Linked DNA regions of Homo sapiens: region 2 is linked to region 1. Evidence: read pairs that join two places in POLR2A ChIA-PET (ENCODE). Cell type or tissue: PC-3. All regions are shown on one strand. Each heading gives the region's core, and the rest is flanking DNA. Links, peaks and the distances in the headings are about the cores only. Region 1 overlaps TMEM41B (transmembrane protein 41B). Region 2 has its middle 17 kb from the start of TMEM41B.

Region 1 (4,394 bases), core at 97-4,096:
ATCTGCCCATCTTGGCCTCCAAAAGTGCTGGGATTACAGTCCTGAGCCACTGTGCCCGGCCTTACCTAAACAATTTAAATTGCTTTAGAATCTTCAAAAGCCGGCTGGGCTTGGTGGCTCACGCCTGTAATCCCAACACTTTGGGAGGCCTAGGAGGGTGAATCACCTGAGGTCGGGAGTTCAGTCTGACCAACGTGGAGAAACCCCATTTCTATTAAAAATACAAAATTAGCTGAGTGTGGTGGGTGGCACGTGCCTGTAATCCCAACTACTCCGGAGGCTGAGGCAGGAGAATCGCTTGAACCTGGGAGGCAGAGGTTGCAGTGAGCCAAGATCGCACCGTTGCACTCCAGCCTGGGCAACGAAAGCGAAACTCTGTCTCCAAAAAAAAAAAAAAAAACCTCAAAAGCCAACAATTACAAGTTTTAAATATTTTAGCCAGGCACCGTGGCTCACGCCTGTAATCCCAGGACTTTGAGAGGCCGAGGCGGGCGGATCACGAAATCAGGAGATCGAGACGATCCTGGCTAACACGATGAAACCCCGTCTCTACTAAAAGTGCGAAAAACCAGCCGGGCAAGGTGGCAGGCGCGAGTCCCAGCTCCTCGGGAGGCTGAGGCAGGAGAATGGCGTGAACCCGGGAGGCGGAGTCTGCAATAAGCCGAGATGGCGCCACTGCACTCCAGCCTGGGCGACAGAGAGACACTCCACCTCAAAAAAACAATTTTTAAATATTTTGTTGTTTTTTTTTTTTTGATACAGTCTCGTACTCTCGCCCAGGCTGGAGTGCAGTGGCGCCATCTCGGCTCACTACAAGCTCCGCCTCCCGGGTTCATGCCATTCTCCTGCCTCAGCCTCCCTAGTAGCTGGGACTACAGGCGGCCGCCACCACACCGGGCTAATTTTTTGTATTTTTAGTAGAGACGGGGTTTCACCATGTTAGCCAGGATGGTCTCAATCTCCTGACCTTGTCTCCACCCGCCTCGGCCTCCCAAAGTGCTGGGATTACAGCCGTGAGCCACCGCGCCTGGCCTGTTTTGAGATGGAGTCTCACTTTGTCACCCAGGCTGTAGTACACTGGTGTGATGTTGGCTCACTACAACCTCTGCCTCCCGCGTTCAAGCGACTCTCCTGCCTCAGCCTCCCAAGTAGCTGGGATTACAGGTGCACACCACCACACCCAACTAATTTTTTATTTTTAGTAGAGACGGGGTTTCTCCATGTTGGCCAGGCTGGTCTCGAACTCCTGACCTCAGGTGATCCACCCACCTTGGCCTCTGGAAGTGCTAGGATTACAGGTGTGAGCTACCGTGCCCGGCCATTTCATTGTTCTTAGTGGTGAAAATGTACATCGAAATTTAAGAATATACTTTTATTCAACGAAGAGTTTGTTTTTAGTTTTTTGAGACAGAGTCTGGCTCTGTTGCCCAGGCTGGAATGCAGTGGCACAATTTCATCTCATGGCAACCTCCACCTTCTGGGTTCAAGCAATTCTTCTGCCTCAGCCTCCCAAGTAGCTAGGACTATAGGCGTGTGCCACCACACCTGGCTAATTTTTCATATGTTTAGTAGAGACGGGGTTTCACTGTGATGGCCAGGCTGGTCTTGAACTCCTGACTGCAGGTGATCCACCTGCTTCGACCTTCCAAAGTGCTGGGATTACAGGCGTGAGCCACCTTGCTCGGCCAGAGTTTTTTAATGTAAGTACTTCCATGAAATAAATCCCAAATGTGACATTTAGGTTTCTCCAATACAATTTATTATTATTACATTTTAGCTTGCATTTACTAAGTGTCATGGAAATATTATACTCAAAATAACAGAGCTCCAGAGAAAGACAGTTAACTAAGAAAGAACAGTTTCACTTTCTTAGCTTGTCAACTCCTAGTTAGCCTGCTTGCCTCCGCACCACAGATGCTTGTCTTCTTGTGGTTGTTACCACAAGCCAAAGCTTGAATTTACATGGGCATCAGGCCAAGTCTGTAAATCCGTGAAGACAGGCCATCAACTGCATTGAGGGTACAGCCTTGCTGAAGGGTCCTTTCTTGACAGTCAATGATGATGAATCTGGAAAAACTGTCTATTCTCTTAGGAGAAGAAAATATACCCCACCTAAAGTCGCAGCTACCATTAACAAAAAAAAAAATTAGCAAAGGGAAAGAATCAATGGTAAGGACAGTAAATATACTCTGAGAATAGAGTAAGTACAATTTACACACGCTGGAGTAAATAGTGAAGCTTCTACTGAGTTCTACTGAGTCTAAGCTCTTTTATTTTTAAAATTCTGATAAAAATTTACTCAATTACATTTTATACATTAATATTTAGTGAATTTGTCCAAAAAGGCTATGTTTAATTTATGTGTAAAAATAACAAAAGATGTATCAGTCAGTCTCTGGGCAATAAGAAAGGAAGAAAGCCTTGCTAGAAATAATAAATAATCTCACGCAAAAGGCCAGGTGACATAAGAATACTACAATAATCAATATGTTTTCTTTGTATTTACAATAAAATCCATCTGTTAACACTGTGATAGAAAAAATAATCAGTCCACATCATGTAATAAAAACAGGCTTTGAGGATGATTATACCTCTTATAATAAAAACATACAAGGATTTCTCACAGCTAAAGTACTTTTCAACTTTGACAACTAATAACAGTCATGGGTGAAGGTAAAACTGACAGAGTACTTTAGATCAGCTATGTCCTACAGTCAAGGAATCAAGGGCATTACCCATTTACCAAGCAGCAAAAAGCACTTTCATTTTTCCAGAACTATTTAAATACAGTAGTTGCCATGTGATCAGTTAATTTTACTTTGTGAGTTAGATAAAGTAAAGACTAAATTGGGAAACTGCAATAAGTAATCAAAAGTAGCTCCAAACAACAAAGCCATCAATAGAAACAAAAGGCATTTTTCTAGGTGTATCATGCATAAAAAGAATAATTACATAATATTATTAAATATATTCCTTAATGACCAGATTAATAAATGAGGTAAAATTTAGTCATTGGAACAAATAAACTATATTTAATCACTTGTGTTTTGCTGTCACTGTTTAAAATAATTAACTTAATGTCTAAAAACTACATACTCTTGAATGTTTGCTTTTTAGAGCCCCTTGTGGGATATTAAAGAGCCATAACAAATTATCTGAATATAAATTATCAATACCAGGCTGGGCACAGTGGCTCATGCCTGTAATCCCAGCACTTTGGGAGGTGGAAGTGGGCATATAGCCTGAGGTCAGGAGTTCAAGACCAGCCCGGCCAACATGGTGAAACCCCGTCTCTACTAAAAACACAAAAATTAGCTGGGCACGGTGGCACACACCTGTAATCCCAGCTACTCAGGAGGCTGGGCCAGGAGAATCGCTTGAACCCAGGAGGCGGAGTTTGCAGTGAGCCGAGATCACACCACGCACTCCACTCCAGCCTGGGCAACAGCAAGACTCCGTCTCAAAAAAAAAAAAAATTATCAATACCAAATATGATACAGTTATGTAATACCCATTTTGCATATGCACAGTGGAAATACTGTAAAAACTACAAGATGAAAGAAAACCGACTGGCCAGAACTTTAAATTTCAGACTAATCCATGATAAAAATCTAGATGATAAAAAACAAAAATAAAATTAACAAAATAGATAACTTGATATCCTTTCCATATTCAGTCGTCTACTAACATGCCATCTCCAAACAAATCCATTACCTCAAAAGAGGAAGAAAATGGGCCAGGCGCGGTGGCTCACGCCTGTAATCCCAGCACTTTGGGAGGCCAAGGCGGGCAGATCACGAGGTCAGGAGATCGAGACCATCCTGGCTAACACGGTGAAACCCCGTCTCTACTAAAAATACAAAAAAATTAGCTGGGCATGGTGGCGGGCGCCTGTAGTCCCAGCTACTCAGGAGGCTGAGACAGGAGAATGGCGTGAACCCAGGAGGTGGAGCTTGCAGTGAGTGGAGATCGCGCCACTGCACTCCAGCCTGGGCGGCAGAGCTAGACTCCGTCTCAAAACAGAAAAAAAAAAAAAAAAAAAAAGAGGAAGAAAATGTAAATCTCTTTTTAAGTTTTCCAGTTTATGCTCTGAAAAAAGCCTAACATTAACAAAACCTGCAACACTACTTTAAAAAATCTAGAATTTAAAAATATCTATTTTAGTTATTAAAGATAAAAAATATTCAATTAAATTGAATGAATTAGCTGGATCAACAATTTCCTACCACACTACTATTATCTACAGCTACCCTTGGTATAATAATTTATAAGATGTCTAAGATGTCTACCTTAACTATTGATAGCACTTTTCACAGTATACCAATTTCCATTTTTACTTTCTTCTCCCCTTGTCACTTAAATGTATTACTTTAACTATCTGATAGGAAATTTTA
Region 2 (4,394 bases), core at 154-4,153, 50 kb after region 1:
CAAGGCAGACCAAAAGCCAATAGGATCAGGTCCCTGGAAACCAGCTGGTGAAGCTGGAAAGAAGAAGCCGACTATGGTTGCAGGGTAGCCAGGGTCTGCACCTTCCAATACTGGGGCAGCAGTGAGTTCTGTCCCCAAACTGTTTGGGGAAAGGCCTAGGCTCCTGTCAAGGGCAATCATCCAGGCCAACCTCCCTGGATTGACATCACTCAAGTTTCAAAAGAATGGAGGATGCTCAGCTGGACTTTCATTTACTTATTTTGAGACAAGGTCTCACTCACTCAGGCTGGAGTGCAGTGGCACGATCTCGGCTCACTGCAATCTCCGCCTCCTGGGCTCTAACGATCCTCCCACCTCAGCCTCCCAAGTGGCTGGGACTACAGGCGTGCAACACCACGCCCAGCTAAACTTTTTTGTATTTTTTTTTGTAGAGACAGGATTTTGCCATGTTGCCTAGGCTGGTCTCAAACTCTTAAGCTCAAGTGATCCTCCCATCTAGGCCTCCCAAAATGCTGGGATTACAGGTGTGAACCACTGCACTTGGCCTCAGCTGGCCTTTCATTTGTACTGGGTGGAGAGAGTGCTGGACAGGAGTCCAGGTGGTTCAGGCTTTGAGGCTTGGCCCTCTGCCCCATTTCACTTGATGCTATCTGCCCAGGCCAGTAAATAATTCTAGTATCTAAATAGTCTAAATTATCTGAACAAAACGGAATATTATTACCTTTTAAAAAGAACAGCTTTATTTTCTATTTATTTTTTTCATAGAACATATCATCAATCATCATTATATTACATGGCATATTTGCTTGGATTTATTTGTTTTATGGTCCCTCCCTAGCTGGAATCTAAGCTCCATGAGGTCAGGGGACTTTTTCTGCTTCCTTCACTGCTGTCTTTTCAAAGCTTAGGAGAATCCCTGGCACATTATTGTTCAGAAGATCTTTGATGAGTTTGTTGCCAAAAAAAAAAAATTGTTAACAAAAGGTCAAATAGTAAAGTTCAAAAAGTAAAAGTTGGCTGGGCACAGTGCCTCACACCTGCAATCCCAGCACTTTGGGAGGCCAAGGCGGGAGGATCATGAGGTCAGGAGTTCGAGACCAGCCTGGCCAACATGGTGAAACCCCGTCTCTCCTAAAAATACAAAAATTAGCCGGGCATGGTGGCAGGTGCCTATAATCCTAGCTATTTGGGAGGCTGAGGCAGGAGAATCACTTGAACCCAGGAATCGGAGGTTGCAGTGAGCCAAGATTGCACCACCGTACTCCAGCCTGAATGACAGAGCAAGACTGTCTCAAAAAAAAAAAAAAAGGAAAAATTAAGAGTCCCTATCCATATCTTTATCTAATTCCACTTCCCTAAAATAGCCACTATAACATTTCTGTGTGCAACATTAATCCTAGAACAATCTGTCTTGTTTACTTCTGTATATCCTAAGCAGAGAACAGTGCCTGGCATACATCAAAGTACTTAATAAAAACGATTTGAAAATTCACTGAATGAGTTGTAAGCAGTTTTGAGGTTGGGGTGGCATGGTTAGCAAGAAGGGTTGGCAGCTGTAGGCTATCTCCCCAAACAAGTTACGGTGAGCTCCTTGAGTTAGCCATTCATTTATGCACCCCAAGTACCCAGAAGTATGCCGGAACACTCTACCATTTATTTATTGAGCACTTACACAATTACCCAATCATATACTGTCAAGAGGAATTTGATACTGCAACCTGCTACACTACTTCTGACTTCCTTGAATAAGGCTCCCTGCCCTATTAAACTGGCCCAATGCCTTCCTACCAAAGCATGTGGCCTCAGGGCAGAACTCCTACCCCAAGGGGATCTCTCTGCCTCTTGGCTACTGACCAGGCCGGAAGACACGGACACTCATACTCATGTCCAGCATGTCTGGATGGGACATTGCCCAGTTAGAACCTCTAAGAGACAGTGATTTGTCAACATCTCTTTGTGAGGGTGTTGATTCGCTCCTTTTGGGGGGCTTCGTCTGAGAGCTAGCTTCTCTGTGGAAAAGGCAGTCAAAGCCGGATGTGAGCAACTCAGTCACACTGAAAATACAATGTTGAAGCACCAACCTGGAATGTAGCAATTTACAGCTGTCACACCACAATCACTAAGTGAAATCACATTTTGCACCAGACTTCCAAAGACATAATCATATGAAAACTATTTTTATTGCTTTGAAAGATTGGCAAAAGCTGTTTGCCTCAAATGTAAGAAAGTCTACTATAGGATTTCTGTTGAGAAGCACAAATATACAAGGCAAAGTGGTTCTTTTCTTTCTTTCTTTCTTTCTTTCTTTTGAGATGGATTTTCGCTCTTGTTGCCCAGGCTGGAGTGCAATGGCACGATCTCAGCTCACCTCAACCTCTGCCTCCCAGGTTCAAGGGATTCTCCTGCGTCAGCTTCCCAAGTAGCTGGGATTACAAGCATGTGCCACCACGTCCAGCTAATTTTGTATTTTTAGTAGAGACGGGGTTTCTCCATGTTGGTTGGGCTGATCTCAAACTCCTGACCTCAGGTGATCTGCCCGCCTCGGCCTCCAAAAGTGCAGGGATTATAGGTGTGAGCCACTGTGCCCAGCCCAAAGTGGTTATTTTCTATTTTACATCAGAATACATTTAATTATCAATAAAGTGATATACTAAGCATAGAAGAGTGACTTAGGTGGAATCCTTGATAGTTAATAACTTTATTAAAGCAACAAAACAAAATCAAATTTCCTAGAATTTACCTTCATGAGAGTAAAACTTATTAGCAGGACTGGCATACTTTTTTTTTTTTTTTTTTTGAGACGGAGTCTCGCTCTGTCACCCAGGCTGAGGTGCAGTGGCGCAATCTCAGCTCACTGCAACCTCCACCTCCCGGGTTCAAGCAATTCTCCTGCCTCAGCTTCCTGAGTAGCTGGGACTACAGGCGCCTGCCACTACGCCCGGCTAATATTTTGTATTTTTAGTAGAGACGGGGTTTCACCACGTTAGCCAGGATGGTCTTGATCTCCTGACCTCGTGATCCACCCGCCTCGGCCTCCCAAAGTGCTAGGATTACAGGCGTGAGCCACCGCACCGGGCCAGGACTGGTACACTTTTAGGCTCCGATTCAGCTTTGTTTTCTTCTTCAAGAAGACAAGAGAAATGTGACAACCATTTGCCATACAGTATTCAATCCTGTATTAGAAATAAACAAAGACCGGGTGTGGTGGCTTACACCAGTAACCCCAGCATTTTGGGAGGCTGAGGCTGGTGGATCACCTGAGGTCGGGAGTTTGAGACCAGCCTGACCAACATGGAGAAACAACCCCTCTACTAAAAATACAAAATTAGCTGGGTGTGGTGGTGTGTGCCTGTGGTCACAGCTACTTGGGAGGCTGAGGTGGGAGGATTGCTTGAGCCAGGGAGATCGAGGCTGCAATGAGTTGTGACCGTGCCCCTGGACAACAGAGCAAGACTGTCTCAAAAAAAAAAAAAAGCATTGATTCAATATTAAGTTTCTTTAGTATGATAATTATTCTGTAGTTATATATGAGAACATCTTTGTTCTGAAGAGCTACATCTTGACGAGTTTGGGGGTAAAATGTTAATGATGACTGCAACTTACTCTCAACTGGTTCGGCCAAGAAAAGTGAGAGTGTGAGTGAGTGTGTGTGTGTGTGTGTGTGTGTGTGTGTGTATGTGTGTGCAGGGAGAGAGAGAGAGGGAAAGCAAATATGGGAAAAATGTTAGCAGTTAGGCAATCTAGACGAAGAGCATACGGGTGGTCATTATACCATTCTTGCAACTTTTCTTCACGTTTGAAAATTTTTTAAATAAAAAGTTGGGAAATTATATATATACACATACATATATATATATTTGCATATTATGCTTAAGGCCTACAGTTTTTATATACTTAGTATCCTTTTCCTCCTTCCTATGATTACAGACCTATCACATTGCCTCCTCCCAATCAAGGGACCTCTTTACCTGGCCACAGTAAGTGATCCAAGGCAATGGTGATAACTCAAAGCATTTAATAGTCGGCAGGTCAAAGGTTGTTACCAATCAGAGTAGACACTAGATAGACGGTGGTACCTGGGCACACTGGTTGAATATAAGTGCTGGTCCAAATGTTGGCATGTGACACGGGATGAGCCAATCCAAGTCCTTCCCGTGGATTTTTGAAATTAGTCTGAAAAAATAGTGAGAGATTCCACAGGCTGTGAAGTCCTAGGGTAAGCTTCACTTCTCCCTTTCTCAGGGTTTGTTTATATGAACCAACAAATTACCCCTCTGGCCAGGTGCAGTGCTCACACCTGTAATCCCAGCACTTTGGGAGGCGGAGGCGGGCGGATCACCTGAGTGAGTTCGAGACCAGCCTGGCCAACACGGTGAAACCTCGTCTCTACTAAA

Evidence for each region. Peaks named below come from ENCODE experiments on the same cell type or tissue, not always from the same donor. Only the 100,000 strongest peaks of a DNase experiment are listed, where the experiment ranks them.
Region 2: POLR2A ChIA-PET joins it to region 1 with 9 read pairs; 5 of 35 experiments call an interaction of 5 or more read pairs at or near these places.

What each region holds. Positions count from the first base shown.
Region 1 is chr11:9,278,918-9,283,311 of GRCh38, forward strand. It overlaps TMEM41B (transmembrane protein 41B), which reads right to left. Exons shown (of 7, transcript NM_015012.4): 7 at 1,737-4,394. Among named protein-coding and RNA genes, the nearest start is that of TRL-CAA5-1, 5.9 kb to the left of the region's middle. In PC-3, for the core only: no CTCF peak of the experiment used is centred there; a DNase peak (open chromatin) is centred at 1,934.
Region 2 is chr11:9,329,167-9,333,560 of GRCh38, forward strand. No RefSeq gene overlaps it. Among named protein-coding and RNA genes, the nearest start is that of TMEM41B, 17 kb to the left of the region's middle. In PC-3, for the core only: no CTCF peak of the experiment used is centred there; DNase peaks (open chromatin) are centred at 1,795 and 2,065; H3K4me3 peaks cover 270 bases; H3K27ac peaks cover 2,791 bases.